Regions from separate parts of the Homo sapiens genome. Here region 1 is linked to region 2. The links are chromatin loops, found by intact Hi-C in ENCODE. Cell type or tissue: K562. All regions are shown on one strand. Each heading gives the region's core, and the rest is flanking DNA. Links, peaks and the distances in the headings are about the cores only.

Evidence for each region. Hi-C counts contacts between places; a loop is a spot of excess contacts. Peaks named below come from ENCODE experiments on the same cell type or tissue, not always from the same donor. Only the 100,000 strongest peaks of a DNase experiment are listed, where the experiment ranks them.
Region 1: it touches region 2 in a loop (2.2-fold over the local background); 4 of 110 quality-filtered maps call a loop at or near these places.

What each region holds. Positions count from the first base shown.
Region 1 is chr10:77,656,214-77,664,544 of GRCh38, reverse strand. No RefSeq gene overlaps it. Among named protein-coding and RNA genes, the nearest start is that of KCNMA1, 23 kb to the right of the region's middle. RefSeq lists an enhancer at 4,404-5,603. In K562, for the core only: a CTCF peak has its summit at 3,248; no DNase peak of the experiment used is centred there; H3K27me3 peaks cover 1,303 bases.
Region 2 is chr10:77,706,533-77,714,863 of GRCh38, reverse strand. LOC105378372 (a long non-coding RNA gene) reads left to right here and starts at 4,176. Exons shown (of 2, transcript XR_001747510.2): 1 at 4,176-4,358. RefSeq lists a silencer at 2,034-2,265 and enhancers at 4,382-4,571, 4,942-5,001. In K562, for the core only: a CTCF peak has its summit at 3,260 (motif pointing right); a DNase peak (open chromatin) is centred at 3,263; H3K27me3 peaks cover 3,297 bases.

The DNA of each region.
Region 1 (8,331 bases), core at 174-8,173, 50 kb after region 2:
CTCTCCTCTATCCGACAGCTAGGCAACTTAGTCCTTAGACTAAGAAGTAGATAAAATATAGCATTCTTTTTCTGAGTCCCCTGACCCCACATACCATGGGATATACCATCCCCACTGCCCTTTCCAGCATCCTCTACCTGACCCACACAGAGAGCTGCATATAGAAAGGAGCCATTCACAAGTTTATGTGAAATTTAAAGATTTTGATTTCTTCTTCCAGGAGAATTTTTTTCTACAAGGCTAATCTCTTATCATACAATGAAAGCCTTTGTTCCTCTATTATTAAACGAGTACGATGGTTCAGAGAGCAAGTGGGAGTGTTTTGGGGGATTTGTCAGGAAGGTTTATTTCCCTCCAACTATGCTATATGGGCAAGTGCCAGCATAAACAAGAATGGATGAGGGAATGGGGGGTTCTTGTTAATGGGCACATAGTTTCAGTTTGGGATAAATGCTTTGGTGACACTTAAACATTATGCACTTACTGCCATTGAATTGTGTGCTTAAATAAGGTTAAGATGGTAAAAAAAAAAGAGAAGAAAAGAAACTGGCTGAGCATAACATTTGGAGACATGGGGGCAGCTAGCAGAAGAAACAATGAAAAGAGTTAAAAGGATTGCTCCCTCTTGTACATTGCTTGGGGAGGTGCAAAATGGCACAATCCCAATGGGGAGCCCTCAGCAATAACCAGCCACAGTCACAGATGCTTGTGCCCTTTGACCAATGATCTCACTGCTGGGGATTCATTCTAAGGATGTGCCTGCACTTGTACAAGATGACGATGAACAAGGGGCCTCACTGTGGCAGTGTCAAGAGCAATACACGACTGGAATTGGAAACAGCCCAGGTGTCCGTTCAGAGGGAGCTGGTTAAATAAACTGTGATAGAGCTATGCAAAGGAATACAATGTAGCTCTCTCTCTCTCTCTCTCTCTCTCTCTCTGTGTGTGTGTGTGTGTGTGTGTGTGTGTGTGTGTGTGTGTATGAGAGAAAGAGATCCAGCAAGCTTCCTATATACTAATATGGAAAGTAGGATCTCTCCATAGTAAGATTTATTAATATAAAGTAAAAATAGCAAATAGCAGAATAGTGTGAATAGAATGCTACTTTTGTGTAAAAAATGGGGGGAAGCTGAATATATGTATTTGTAGAAAGAAACACTGGTGCATATGTAGGACCTAAGGAAAGTGTTACCTTCAAGGGCAGCTGTGGAGGAGGGGAGAAGGTGGATAGAGACGGGGTGGGAGCTAGGCTTTCATCATGTACTTGTATATCATTTTTATTTTTAATTATATGAATTAATACATTACCTAGTCAGATTTTTCTCAGACAAAAAAAGGAATGAATAGAGCAGCCTGTTGCAAATTCTAAAACACTATGCAGCTATAAGGAGTTAATAATGAGAAAATGATAATACTCTTAATAATAATAATAATTACCATTGAGGGTAATAATACTCTCAATACTCTCATTTGTGAAATATTTACTATTTATCAGGTGCAATGCTAAATATTTTATGTCTGTTATCTTCTTTGATCCTTACACAACCTATGGATAGAATGATTTTCAGTACTATAGATGGGGAACCTGGCAATCGGAGTAGTTAACCAAATTGTTTAAGGTCATATTTCTAGAAAGGTGCAGAGCTGCCTTTTGAACCTAGATCCTCCACTGCCAAGACGTGGCTGTTGACTCTCTGCCATACATTCCCTTGTGCTAGATGGCTTACGTGGGGAGCTTTCTTTATTTCCTGCGCTGCCAGTGCTTTCCCTAGCATGACACACCCATTTTCCAAGAAGCTTAGCTCTTCTGTGGTCTTCTTCTCTGTGCCATTCTTGGAAAAAGCTGAACACCTTGACACCGCCAGTCTGCCGCAGGCCGTGTGGTCATTCTGTCTTCAGGAGGTATTTTCGGTCATAATTTTCCTACGATATCCGGACGAGTGCCACGATTAGGCACAATGCTTCCTTGCGGTCGCTCTCAGCCTCCCTGAAATATCCGTCCAGGGCCATGCTGGCTCCACCGCCTTGGATGGAGCCCAGAAGAAGGTTTTTATGGGACACATCTTTAAACTGGTGAACGATTTAGGAATAACTTGGCTATGAAGGCAATATGCGTACAGATGCACGGCAAAGCCTTTTCCTGTGTTCAGATGACCGCAGAGCCATGCACTTAAACTTGCAAATAGGGCTGGGTAATTACATGGTCCCAGAGGAGGCCTAACAGTCAAAAGAAAATTTGGTCATAAAAATAATTACATTGCAGGATATTTATAAAAGTAGGGTCCAGAAGTAGAGGCACAGCCTCCATCCTCCTTTGACTTTAGTAAAGGGACCGCAAGTTGAGAAGCAGAAGTGCTGGCACCTGGGGGATTGAAATTCCAGGCTACCTGACCTAGGGGACAGGCCTGCTGCTGACGGGATCACCAGACGGAAGGAGAAGCTTTTTCAAAAGATTCCGTTGCAGAAGTCTGTGGCCTGCAAGTGCCCAGTGCTTTTCCTTAAATGGAGCCCAAACCGCCCTGTTCCCAGCACCATGCTTGATGACTTGTCTCTCGTACAACCGTTGGTGTATTTTTAAAGTTAATGGTGTTCTGTGCCCAGAGAACGAGGCAACTGACGTGCAAGTTCTTCCTGGAGGGCTGAGTTATGGGTGTCTCTTGGAAACTGAAGGGCCAGTTTGTTTCAGGATAAATGGTCTTATTGTGTTCTGTTTGCCTTATCTCAGCCGATTTCCCACAGTCAGCTTAGCATGTTTGGGTGTAGTATTCAGGGTTTGTTTTTGTTGTGACCAGCAGCTGAGGTATACCTGTATATCATCCTCCCCCAGGCCATAGCCTCCCCCCAGGATCTGAGTACTAGTTACAGTGAATTAAGTTCCCTCTCAGGCTGTTTGGACCTTTTCCTGGTGAGGTTTGCTGGTGGGGAGCTGGCTTTTCCTTTCAGTGATGGATATGTTGAAAATCAATGATGCTTTCTACAAAGATGTTAAGGATGACTGTATAATAGGAAGAAAAGAACAGTTTTCCCTTCTACATTCACACTCAACACAGAATACTTCCCCTCTGGTCAACAAAATGTGTGTGGGTTATTTTTTCTCATGCAACCAGATCTTTGATACCAGTTGGGTGTCCTCTAATTCAATTCAATCCTGACACCATCCACCTGAAGTTAGAGTCAGATCTCACAGGGTTAAAGATTCAGTCCCACAAGACTGCAAGACTGCCCCCATTCGGAAGCCAGTCATAAATCCCAGGCTGTGACCTGTGCTTCTGACCAAGTGGCTGTAAATTGGAGGTTTCCACGCCCCCCTCCTCTTGGTTGATTATGAGGTAGGATTGCTCCCAGACCTCACGGAAATACTTGACTTAATTTTACCCATTCATTATAAAAGGATACAACTCAGGTACAGCTTGAAGAAAAGACAGATAGGGCAAGGTATAAAGGAAGGGGTGCAGAGCTTCCCTCTAGGGGCACGCCACCCTCCCAGTTCCTCCATGTGTTCAGCAATCCAGAAGCTTCCTGAGCCTCAGCCTTTTGGGTTTTTATGGAGTCTTCTTTGTGTAGGCACAATTGATTATATCATTGGACATTGATGATCACCTCAGCCTTCAGCCCTCCCCCTCCCTGGAGGTCAGGGGGAAGAGTTGAATATCCCAATCCTCCAATCACAAGGTTGGTTCCACTGGCAACCAGTCCCCATTCTGAGGCTATCCAGGGGCCCCCAGCCAACAGTCAACCCATTAGTATACAAAAGGACAAATCACTTCTGCTACTCTAAGGGTTTTAGGAGGTGTGTGCTAGGAAACCTCCTAGTTTCCTAGCACTTGTGCTTGGATGAAGACCAAATATATATTTCTTATTAAAAATCACAATATCTACTGAGTGTGGTTGGTCACACTTGTAATCCCAGCACTTTCAAAGGCCAAGGTGGGCAGATCACTTGAGACCAAGTTTTGCCAGCCTGCCCCACATGGTGAAACCCTGTCTCTGCTGAAAATACAAAAAATTAGTGGGGGTGGTGGCGCATGCCTGTAGTCCCAGCTACTTGGAGGCTGAGGCATGAGAATAACTTGAACCCAGGAGGCAGAGGTTGCAGCAAGATCGCACCACTACACTCCAGCCTGGGCAACACAGCAAGACTCTGCCTCGAAAAAAAAAAAAATCACAATATCCAGTAACACATGCCAAGATGGGGAGAGAGCACTCTGATAAATAAGTTCCTGGAACTAGACCCTCTCTCTGACCATGTCAGTGGGAGTTTTCATCATAAGCTTTGGAAGCCCTGGCTCCTGTGCAGGTCTCGGTTGCTGTTCCAGCCACTGGCTGTCAGCAGGACTCAGAGGCTCCCATGGCTAGTGACCCACTTGGTGGCGGTTGTTCCTGCTGCCCCTCTGCTATGGGTGGTTTCTCTTTCCTGTGGTAACCCTCTGCAAACCCCTCAGCAAGATGCTGCCCCTGTGACTGTATGGATTCTTGACCCTGCTTACAGAGTTCCCAGGCTATTTCCTGAAAGCTCTCTTAAGGAACTTGTTCTGATGTCCCTAGAGTCAGGAAGTCACTGTAGAGTCACAGTTACATCTGGAGCTTTGGGGAGAGAATTCTCCAGACCTTAGTAACTGTGTGTGATCTCAGGTAGCACTTGGTAACAGCTCTGAATTCTCCTTCCTGTGTCCCACTGTGGGCTAACCAGGCAAACCAAATCCCGTGAATAACCTGGGTTACCTGCTACTCCCGAAGATGGGTATGCAAATGTGAAAGGAAAATATCTTGGGTTCCCGAAATCACTAAGCTAAAGGGAAAATTCAAGCTGGGAACTGCTCAGGGCAAATCTGCCTCCCATTCTGTTCAAAGTAATCCCTCCGCTCACTGAGATTGTAGAAAGTAGAAAACTTCCTCTTCAAAGCTTGTCTTGTTTAAAAATAAAATAATAGACACTAGGAATAATAGTTCCTTACTCTAAACCCTCCTATCAACTATTAGTTCTTACACTTTAGCCCAGTTAGTTGCTTTGGCTTACTCAGGCATGTCTGGACAGGCCCAGGCAAATCTTAGCTCATAGCTTATGCCCCTTCCTTATTTGGAAATGTTATTGCTTCCTTAAACCTTTCATAAGCAACTTCCTCTCCTTCTTTGTCCTTCCCTGCACTTACCTATTTAGGAAAGTTTCAGGTTATTAGCAAATCGGATATCAGTGAGGTCCTTCTCCAGCAAATGGATGCAGGACACAGCAGTAAGGATGACCCAAATGAGTAAGGGATAAATATGTCTGCTTTTCCTTTGTTCAGGTATATTCTCACCATTGTTCCATCTGTGATTGAGCACCCTTTCTGCAGAAAGTAAAGATTGCCTTGCTGAGAGATCTTATGTCTACGTGCTGACTTTTCTTCATGGCACCGATTATCTATTTCTAACAATTTTGGTATTTCTAACATAGATGCATATTCTGATTGCCTCCTTTGGAAAGGCTTATGAGAAACTCAAAAGAATGCAACCATTTGTCTCTCACATACCTGTGACCAGGAAGACCCCTCCTTGCTTCAAGTTGTCCCCGTCTTTCTGGGTGGAATCAATGTACTTCTTACATATATTGATTGATGTCTCATGTTTCCCTAAAATGTATAAAACCAAAGGTGTGCCCCAACCACCTTGGGCACTTGTTGTCAGGACTTCCTGAGGCTGTCTCAGGGGCACGCGTACTCAACCTTGGCAAAAATAAACTTTCTAAATTAGCTAAGACCTGTCTCAAATGTTTGGGGTTCACACAAGTCATCCACAGGTTACTTTCAGGTGGAGCCATGTCTTAGTTTGCTTGGGGTGCTTTAAAAAAATACCAGACTGGGTGACTTATAGACCACAGAGCTTTTTTTCTCACAGATATGGAGGCTGGAAAAGCCCAAGGCCAAGGTGCCAGCAGATTCAGTGTCTGGTGAGGGCCTGCTTCCTGGTTCATCGATGTTCCTTCTTGCTGTGTCCTCACGTGGTAGAAGGGGTGAGGAGTCTCTCTCAGTACTCTTTTATAAGGGCACTAATCCCATTCACCTCCCAAAGGCCCTACTTCCTAAAACTATCACACTGGGGATGAGGACTAAGCTCTGATTTTTTTTATCTTGCCCAAATTCCTAAGGGGTGTGGGGAGTCATGCCCTACAAATCATAAATTCTCATCAGATGGGTTTATTTAACCCTGTGTATCATGACTTACTTTCCAATCTGACTCTGGCATAACAAGGAAGAAAATTTGAAATGTTTTACCCCAAAATATATTTCCTTGCCATACCTTGAAATTGCCCTGCAAAGTCTCTTGTGGGAAAAAGCCACATTCTACAGAGAATACCTTTGCCCCTCTGTTTTCCTTCCTTCCTTCCCAGATCCAGGAGATAATCAACTATGATCCAGGGACCCTTTTAAGTCTGATAAGAAACAATTTACAACCTGCTGTCTCTGAAGTCTGCTATCGGAGAGCTTCCTCTGCACAATAAAACTTGGTATGCACAACCCTTTACCTTAACCTGAACATCCCTTTCCATTGATCTCAGGTCTTCAGACAAACTCAGCCAATTATCTGCCAGAAAGTATTTAAATTTACCTGTAGCCTGGAAGCCCCCACTTTAAGTTGTCCCACCTTTCTGAACCGAACCAATGTATTTCTTAAATGTATTTGATTGATGTCTCATGCCTCCCTAAAATATATGAAACCAAGCTGTACCCCCATCACCTTGGGCACATGTTCTGAGGACCTCTTGAGGGCTGTGTCAGGGGCCAAGGTCACTCATATTTGGCTCAGAATAAATCTCTTAAAATATTTTACAGAGTTTGACTCTTTTTGTCAACAGGGATTAGGTTTCAACATATAAATTTCGGGGATGGTGGACACAAATATCCAGACCATAGCAGGCTGGGTGCAGCCGAGCCTTCTTCTATAATCACAACTGATACATGAGTGCAGAAGTCAAGTTAGCTTCAATAACTAACCTATGTTTTCACTGTACAGAGACAAACCACTCTCATTCTTTCCTCCTGCTGATGAGGTGCAGAGCTGGTATCATTGCTTTAGGGAAGAGAGGGTCTGATGGCAGCAGCCCCAAAGCTACAGGAATATTGGTTTCTCAATTCAGGCAACAACTCCCTATCCACACTTGATCCTCTGATGTGGGCTTTCTCAACACTATCGATATTTTGGACCAGAAAATTCTTTGTTGTCAGGGGCTTTTTGTGCATTGAAGGATATTTCGCAGCAGACCTGGCTTCTACCTACTAGATACCCATAAGCAACTCCACTCCCACCCGAGATAAGACAACCAAAGCTATCCTCGTGAGATGGAGCAGGGACCCCTCTCAGGTTGCTGAATGTACCCTAAACATGGAAATAAAGGGAAATCTTAAGTTCCTTCAAGGGAAATTCGAGGCACCGAGCTGGCTCTGAGAAGAAAGTGAGCAAGTGCATAACCTAAAAGGAAATGGTAGCTTAAACAATAGCCAAGGACGTTAGAGCCATGAGGTGTTTGGTTCCCTATAGAAACTAAAGGTAACACTTTAACACATGTCCCTGAGTGGTTCTTCAGAAACCCAGACCCCTACCAGATGGATCTACTGGCACATAGACCTCAGATAAGGGGGAACTGAGGACTGAACTCTTACCGCTTTTGCTGGTCTTTGTTCTAAAGTTCTTCCTGAGGGGCCTGAAGGAAGTTATGCCCATGAAATAGGCAACATTCTCTACTTCTTTTTTTAAACAAAGCTTATCTTCCTTAACCAATTGCAAATCAGAAAATCTTTAAACCCACCTGTGACCTCTAAGGCCCTGCTTCCAGATATCCCACCTTTTCAAGCCAACCCACTGTGTAACCTCTATGTATTGATTTAGGATTTTGCCTGTAACTTCTGCTTTCATGAAATTTACCCATGCCTTTGAAAACCCTTACCTGCCAGCCATTGGGGAGGCTGGGTCTTAAGTGTGAGCTGCTCAATTCTCCTTGCTTGGTGCCCTGCAAATAAATGCCATTATTTCTCTTGCTGAAAACATAGATGTGGATGTTTGGTCTTAACTGTGCTGGGCAAGTGGACCTCAGTTCTGTTGGATAACACTCAGACATTGTCAAATGTCCTTAATGGGATGTCGCGAGTGGGGTGGCAAATCACCCTCATTGACAACCACTGCCTTAGTGATACCAATATGCTTGATGTTCCCACACATGTCACTCTACATGCATGTGGGTCTCATGTTTCTACCACCAGCAATGCTCCCCTCCTCCCTCAGTTCTTTGCCAGAAAACACCTGATCCTCCTTCCGCTGAGACTTTCTCTCCTGGAACCTTCCCTTACTTTCCACCTC
Region 2 (8,331 bases), core at 214-8,213:
GCCCATTCCCTGCCTGCTACACCACCTAGAAGCAGCCATGGGTGAGGCAAGGGAGAGAGAGAAAGGGGAAAACGTTTTGTTCATGAACGAGCCCACTCAGAAGACACCAGTGGAAAAGTGCTAGAAGATGCACTCTATAGATCATTAAATTCATGCTTTTAAGGTCCCTGGAGCCTGTCCTATTAGGACACAAGTCTTCAGCTTTTTAAAAAATTTTCCAATTCTTTGAGCTTCTTCTTTTACTTTAAATAAACTCTGAGTCTTCTTTTGCTTCAGTTAGCTAGAGTCAATGTTTGTGGCTTAGAGTCAAACAGCCCAGTGAACACCGGATGGGAAGGATTTGGCCAGATGAGCCCTAAGGCCCCTTCCAGCCTCGCCACTTTGAATGGATGAGTGAATGAATGAATGGTTGATGGAACTGAACCAGATCCCTTCTAGTTTGAGCTCTGAGAGAAAGTCAAGTGACGGTGGTGGGAGGCAGGGGGAAGGTGAGGAATGTGACCACTGCAGATGCTGATCCCAGAATGACCAGAGTTCTGCGAGGACTAGGATTAGGACACGCTCAGGGAGCCTGCCCCTGCTGAGCGCTTCTTTTCTGACTGGCTGAGTGACCTGAGGGAAGCCATGCAAGCTCCCGAGGTCCCATTTTCCTCTCTAAGGAGAGGATTATTCTGTGCTCTTTGCTCCTTCCTCTTCTGTAGCTAAATTAAAATGCACGCGTGACTAACAGCAGCGCTGGGGTGGTCTGCGTGGAGTGCTGCCTGTTGGGCTGTGAGCAATTTGCCGAAAAAGTCTTCATCCTGGTAATTTGGGCCAGATGCTTCAGTGCAGACCCCGCTGACTCATCAACAGCCCTGCCTTCCTGAAGACTGAGCTGGGGGTCAGCTCTCCACTCATGCCATCTGCCTTTCCAGAAGCACCCTGCTGGAGGGGTGCGGGGGAGTGGGGGGCAGGAAGAACACGCACTTAGGGAGACTACTTGGTGTGGGGGGATCTGAAGGATGGGGAGTTATTTTAGCTGGCATGAACATTTATCGGAAGGAGGAATTGGTATAAGTGATTGTCTACGTGTGGGACTCAGGGGGCTGTGAAACTTGCATGCATTTGGAAGAGGAAATGTTCAAAAGCACCAGTTCACGATATTTTCACAGCTGTTTGGGAAGCAGTCTGTGGGCAGAAGCAGCAAGCTCAGGGACAAGTGAGAGAGCTGATGGTTTGGCAAGATGGGCAAAAGGCTCTTTATAGCTTTGCACCCTTTGTTCTTTCTGCTGCTCTCGGCTTCTCTTTCCTCTCATTTTTCCAGATCCTCTGGACTTCTGGGTTTCTGCCTCTTGTTTCCATATGTCACCTTCTGTGGCAGAGCACATTTTGGTTGCAACTGACTATTCCCCAACTTGTAACAACTTGGGGACACAGTGGGGCTTTATTGACACCTGGAGTCAAACCCTGAATTTGAACAACCAAGTTTTAGAAAGGGAAGGTTGCAGCTGGATTTCAGGAATGGCCGGAACTGGGACTTGAACTCTGTTGGCGGAGCCTCATCTTTGCTTCTCTCTGTGTGGTGGTTTTATCGTCTCTTACCATAGACCAGCTTCTGCTACACGGTCGGAAATGTGATTGCCAACAGGTCCCCGGTTCACCTTTTGTAATTCTGACGGCTGGAGAGGGGCTGGCTTTTACTTTCTTTTCTTTTCTTTTTTTTTTTTTTTGAGACGGAATCTTGCTCTTTCGCCCAGGCCAGACTGCAGTGGCGCTATCTCGGCTCACTGCAAGCTCCGCCTCCTGGGTTCCCGCCATTCTCCTGCCTCAGCCTCCCGAGTAGCTGGGACTACAGGCGCCGGCCACCACGCCCGGCTAATTTTTTGTATTTTTAGTAGAGACGGGGTTTCACCGTGTTAGCCAGGATGGTCTCAATCTCCTGGCCTCGTGATCCGCCCGCCTTGGCCTCCCAAAGTACTGGGATTACAGGCGTGAGCCACCGCGCCTGGCCAGCTTTTACTTTCTCTATCCCAAGTTGAATTAGGGAGAAAGCTCAAGACTAAAAATCACAGCTCTGCCAGTGACTATCTGTGTGACCTTGCAAGAGTTCATCGCTCTGAACAGCAGTTTTCTCGCCTGAGAAGTGGGAATGAATATAGCTCCCAGATCAGAGAGGCAGGTATTGGCTGGTGGTTGGGAGCAGAGGCTCTGGAGCCAGAACACCTGGCTACAATTTCAGTTTTGCTGCTTAGATGCAGTGTGACTTTGGTCTGGGTCCCCAATCTGTGAATGTCCCAGCTTTCTCATCTCTAAAATAATGGGGATGATAATGACACCTATTTGTAGGGGTGGTGTGAGAAGTAAATGAGTCAATGCTTGTAAAGAATGTAGTTCATTGAATGGCATTTGGCAGACAATCAGTGCTAGCATTTACTCCTTGCTGTCTCCACAGTTCTTGGTGACATTTCTCTAGGGCCTCCCCATGGCTGCCACTTAACCAGGACAGGCTGTGAGCTCTGGGCCATTCCCTCTGCAGCCAGTGGCCCCTCTGCTTCTTTCTCTGCTACTCCAGAATGGAAGTGAGTAAGAATTGAGAGTGATGTTCTTATATTGAATCTGTTCTGATTTATAGTTTTAAAAAGTAGCCATTCTAGAACCTTCGTTCCCTATTATGAGTGGATTGCTTTTAAGAGTAGCTTCTATTCTGAGCACTGCATCAAATGCTCCATATTCATGATTTAATTGTAACAACAACACAACCAGGCAAGAGTTCCTAACCATCCCCCCACCCCTTTTTTAAATAGGTTAAGGAAATGCACCTGTAGTTAACTAGCCAGAGATCATGCACCTGGCTTATGAAGGCGGCATGATTAAAACCCAGCTCTGTCCGGCTAGAGGCATCTTCTGGGGAAGGCTGAGCCGAGATTGAGCGTGGAGACCACGTTTCCTGGAGCCCCAAGGCCTGGGCATCCTGGTGGCCTCGGCGGGAGCTTCTCATCTGCCTCAGTCTCCCCTGCTCCCTGAGTCAGGCAGGCCTGTTTGCATAGAAGCTTAACCTCTGCTGGCTGGTGTTTTGTTTGCTCACACACTGACTTTCACTCTGTGCGCCTTTGCCTTGACTTGTTTCCCAACTAGAGAATAGGTTCTATGTGGTGGGTGTTGTGCCCAAAGTCTTTGTCTCCCTCACTCCCCTCGCCCAGGGCAGGAGATGGAGCTCCGCGCCTCCGTGATCTGGGCTGGAGGAGAGGGAGAGGAGCGCGTCAGTCCCGCTCCCCGCCAGGCGGTGGCGCCAGTGTGCAGGCCAGGCCGGGCTCAGCGTGGCTGTGGCGGCTCGGCAGCTGCAGCCCAGGCTCCTCAGTACCCCACCGGGAGAAGCACTCGTTCTGGGCGTTACCTGTGGGGGCAGGGGGCAAGGGGAGAGGCGCAGGGGAGTGGCGAGGTTGTAGCAGAGAATGTGGGCGTTCGTTGGCCCCGCGGTTTCGGGCTCCTGCTTTCTGGGGACAGCCAGCATGGCCCTGAAGTCCGCCGCCCTTCAGAGCGCGCCCCTCAGAGCCCAGGGGTGCCCGCGCCCGCTCCGGTCCCTCCGCCTTCTGCGGAAGGAAAACCAGGCCCTGGCTCGCTGGGACGGGTCCTTTCGGGGACTGCGGCTGCTTCCCTGTTCGTAGACTCAGCAGCCGGCGATGTGACTTCAAGGCCCCCTCGAGCTCTGCCTTCTTAAAAAATAAAACGTAGACCTCTCCTTAGCCATGTGGGTTATGTGAGAGCAGCCTGATGTGGTGCTGCTATTCATTCATTCATTAGTTCATTCACTCATCTGGGATCGAGAGCATGGTGTGCCAGGCACCTTAGCAGAGCAGAAGACAGAGCGAGAACCCGGCAGACACCGCCACTGCTCCTGTGGGATCTGAGGTTTAGTGGGGACACAAGGAATTGAGCACATGGCACGGAAAGTGCCCTTAAACCAGCCCGGGAAGATGAAGGCGAGCTTCCTGGAGGAAGAGGCACCTAAGCTGATGACTGAAGGCGAGAAAGAGTTGACAGGGCTTAAAAAGGGGGGTGGGGGTGGGATTGAACATGAGGCCTCAGGGACTCCTTGTTTTTTCAGCGGGTGTGGGGAGCTGGCTCTGTGCTCTCCCATTTTTGTCACTGAGTGCAGAGGCCCATGACCTGGGTAGGGAGGAAGCTTATTTCCGTCTGTCCCTGTGCAAGGCATGCACAGGGTTAGGACTCTGATGAAATCGAATTTTCTTTCTCCCCAGGAAAACGATGTCTGTATGGGTCTCCCCGGTTTTGCCCACAACTGCAGGGTCCTATGGATGCCCAGTGGAGCCCACGGTGAGAACCTGAGGGTGAGGCTGAAGAGACCATGCTCCCCTGTGGTAAGTACCTGGCTTCCTGAACCGCCCTTCCTACCTGCTGCCCCGGTGACTCTGCCGGCCTGTGTGTCTACACAGGCTGTGGGGAGGGAGGTGCGGGGGGTGGGCTCTGCCCTGGCTACTCGCCTTGCTTCCATCTAGTGTGGCTCTGCGGGGCGAGCCTACTCCCCTTAGGATACCCTTCTGGTTTTGATGGCGTGAGGCAAGTGTCATTCTTGGCCCACAACAGCACCCCAGGATGCCCGGTGAAACACAATGGGTTTTCCCAGCAGGGTGGGGTGAGCTGTGCCTGGCTGGGCTGGCCTCCCTGCTTTCTTCATTTGTGGTCTCTGAATGACGGGTTCCTGGCACCCATATCTTGGGGCCACCGGGGCGGGGCTTGCTGCCTTTCCCCTGCTGTTTGGTGAAGGGCCGAGACTGCCAGTGTTCCCTGCCAGGCCAGTACTCCTCCTCTGGTGGCCTCCCCTGACCAGACGAGGGTGGGAGGCAGTGCCCTGGAGGAGAAAGGGCTTGGGGGTTGGGAGCAAAAGGCTGAGGGGCTGGCCATTTTGGGCTCTTTACCCACAGCAGGGTTTTTACAAAGTCCTGCAGGCTAAGGTGTGAACCTTGGTTTCCTACTATAAAACAAAGATGCCCATGCCTATGGTGACTTGGGTGTAGTATGAAGCTATGAGATACAAGGACAGTGACAGTAATGATAACCAGGGCTGCTGCTTATCAATTTTTGCTAAGCCAGCTCCTGTGCATGGTCTTTACATTTGTAAATCATGCATGGGGCATAGATGTGAGCTGTCTACATACTGAAGAGCACAGTGTTACTGAGAGTGGGGTGGTGATGACTGCTGTCCTGGGCTCCCTAGACCTGGGTGAGCCCAATAGCAACCCCAGGCCTCCTGTGTAACCTAGACAAGTCCACCTCCTCTCTGGTGCTTATGCTTTATCATGGAGGCGTTTGGCCCAGATGACCCATGAGGGTCCATCCTGTGAAGTGGCCTTGGGAGTGTCACCATCAGGAATCTGCCAGGGATGCTGAAGGCAGGGGACAAGGAGACCAAGGTGCTGGTTATTGATGACAGGTGAGGATGGGAACCTGGTGGAACCAAGATCTGACCCTTGAAGGGCCTCCAAATCCATGGTTCCTCATTGGCAGTTATTCTCAGCCCTAAGAAGAGGGTGTCCCTTGCTGGAGGTGATTCGGAATCATCATGACAGTGGGGCATGGAGGCTTTGTCATCCCAGCACTTTGGGAGACCAAGGTGGGAGGATCGCTTGAACCTAGGAGTCAGAGACCAGCCTGGGCAACATCATGAGACTCATATTTCTACAGAAAATTTAAAAATTAGCCAGATGTGGTGGTGTGTGCCTGTACTCTCAGCTACTCAGGAGGCTGAGACAGGAGGATCCTTTGAGCCCAGGAGTTTAAGGTTGCAGCGAGCTATGATCATACCACTGTACTCCGGCTTGGGCAACAGAACGAGATCTTGTCTCTAAAAAAATAAAAACAATAATAAAAGCAAAAAAGACAGGGAAAACAGAATCACTGAGACTTTTTGGTAAATGAGACTTCCCTGTTGGGAGTCAAGCTGCCCTGGGGAGTTAGCCTTAGGCATCAGAAGCAATAAAGGTAGAAAGCAGGCCCAAGCTCCATGAAAGGCCCGGAAGGACCCGTAAATCCAATCAACAAGCTGTATTAAACACCTTGCCTGTTCAAACTTAGGTCTGGTAACCATTTACTGGGTTTGCAATGTTATTATTAAAGTTCAAAAAAATGCCAGTGCCATCCCCATTGCCCCCACAATTTATACTTTTCTTCTCTTTGCAATATTTTCCATCTGCCTCCATTCTCTCTGACCCAAGACAAAAATAAGAGCCACCGTTTAATGAACATGTATAATATGGTTTGGCTGTGTCCCTACCCAAATGTCTTCTTGAATTGTAATCCCCATAATCCCTAGGGGGATACCTGGTGGGAGCTGATTGGATCATGGGGGCGGTTTCCCCCATGCTGTTGTAGTGATAGAGTGAGTTCTCATGAGATCTGATGGTTTTATAAGGGACTCTTCCCCCTAATCCTCACTCTTCTCTCTCCTGCCGCCATGTGAAGGACCTTGCTTCCCCTTTGCCTTGCACCATGATTGTAAGTTTCCTGAGGCCTCCCTAGCCACGTGGAACTGTGAGTCAGTTAAGCCTCTTTCCTTTATAAATTACTCAGTCTCCAGTATTTCTTTATAGCAGTGTGAAAATGGACGAATACGATGTATTGTGTGCCAGGCCCTGTATTAAGTACTTTATGAGCATTATTTCATTTAAGATTTCTGTGAGGTAGCATCATTATAATCACTTCCTTTTTATTTATTTTTTAATGAATTTTTGATTGTTGATTTTTGTTGGTATATAGCAAGTCTATATATTTACGGGCTGCATGAGATATTTTGATACAGGCATGAACTGAATACTAATCACAGCATGGAGAATGGGGTATTTATTACCTCAAGCATTTATCTTTTGTGTTACAATCCAATTATAATCTTTTAGTTATTTTTAAATGTATTAAATTATTTTTGACTATAGCCACCATATTGTGCTAGCAAATACTATGTCTTATTCATTCTAATAATATTTTTGGGTCTATTAACCATCCCCACTTCCCCTCACTCCCCCACTACCTTTCCCAGCTTCTGGTAACTATCCTTCCACTCTCTGTGTCCATGAGTTTCATTGTTTTAATTTTTAGCTCCCACACATAAGTGAGAACATATGTTTGTCTTTCTGTGCCTGGCTTATTTCACTTAACATAACGACCTTCAGTTCCATCCATGTTGTTGCAAATTATAGGATCTCATTCTTTTTTTGTAGCTGAATGGTACTCCATTGTGTATCTGTACATTTTCTTTATCCATTCATCTGTTGATGAACAACAGATGAATTTTGACTATTTCCAAATTTTCACTATTGTAAACAGTGCTGCAGTAAACATGAGAGTGCAGATATACTGATCTTTGATATACTGATATCCTTTCTTTTGGGTAAATACCTAGGAGTGGGATTGCTGGATCATATGGTAGCTCTATTTTTAGTTTTTTGAGAAACCTCCAGACTGTTCTCCATAGTGGTTGTACTAATTTATATTCCTACCAACAGTGGACAAGGGTTCTCTTTTCTCCACATCCTCGCCAGCATTTGTTATTGCCTGTCTTTTGGATAAAAGCCATTTTAACTAGTGTGAGATGATATTTCATTATAGTTTTCATTTGCATTTCTCTGATGATCAGTGATGTTGAGCACCTTTTCATATGCCTGTTTGCCATTTGTATGTCTTCTTTTGAAAAATGTCTATTCAGATCTTTTGCCCATTTTCAAATTGGATTATTTTATTTTATTTTTTCCTATAAAGTTGTTTGAGCTCCTTATATATTCTGGTTACTAATCTCTTATCAGATGGGTAGTTTGAAAATATTTTCTCCCATTTTGTGGGTTGTCTCTTCACTTTCTTTATTGTTTCCTTTCCTTCTCAGAATCTTTTTAACTTGATGTGATCCCATTTGTCCATTTTCGCTTTGGTTGCCTGTGCTTGTGGGGTATTGCTCAAGAAATCTTTGTCCATTACAATGTCCAGGAGAGTTTCCCCAATGTTTTCCTTTAGTAGTTTCATAGTTTGAGGTCATAGATTTAAGTCTTTAATCCATTTTGATTTGCTTTTGTATATGATGAGACTTAGAGGTCTAGTTTCATTCTTCTGCACATGGATATCCACCTTTCCCAGCACTATTTATTGAAGAGACTGCCCTTTCCCCAATGTATATTCTTGGCACTTTTGTCAAAAATGAGTTCACTGTAGATATGTGAATTTATTTCTGGGTTCTCTATTCTGTTCCACTGGTTTATGTGTCTGTTTTGATGCCAGTACCATGCCGTTTTGGTTACTATAGCTCTGTAGTAAAATTTGAAGTCAGATAATGTGATTCCTCCAGTTTTG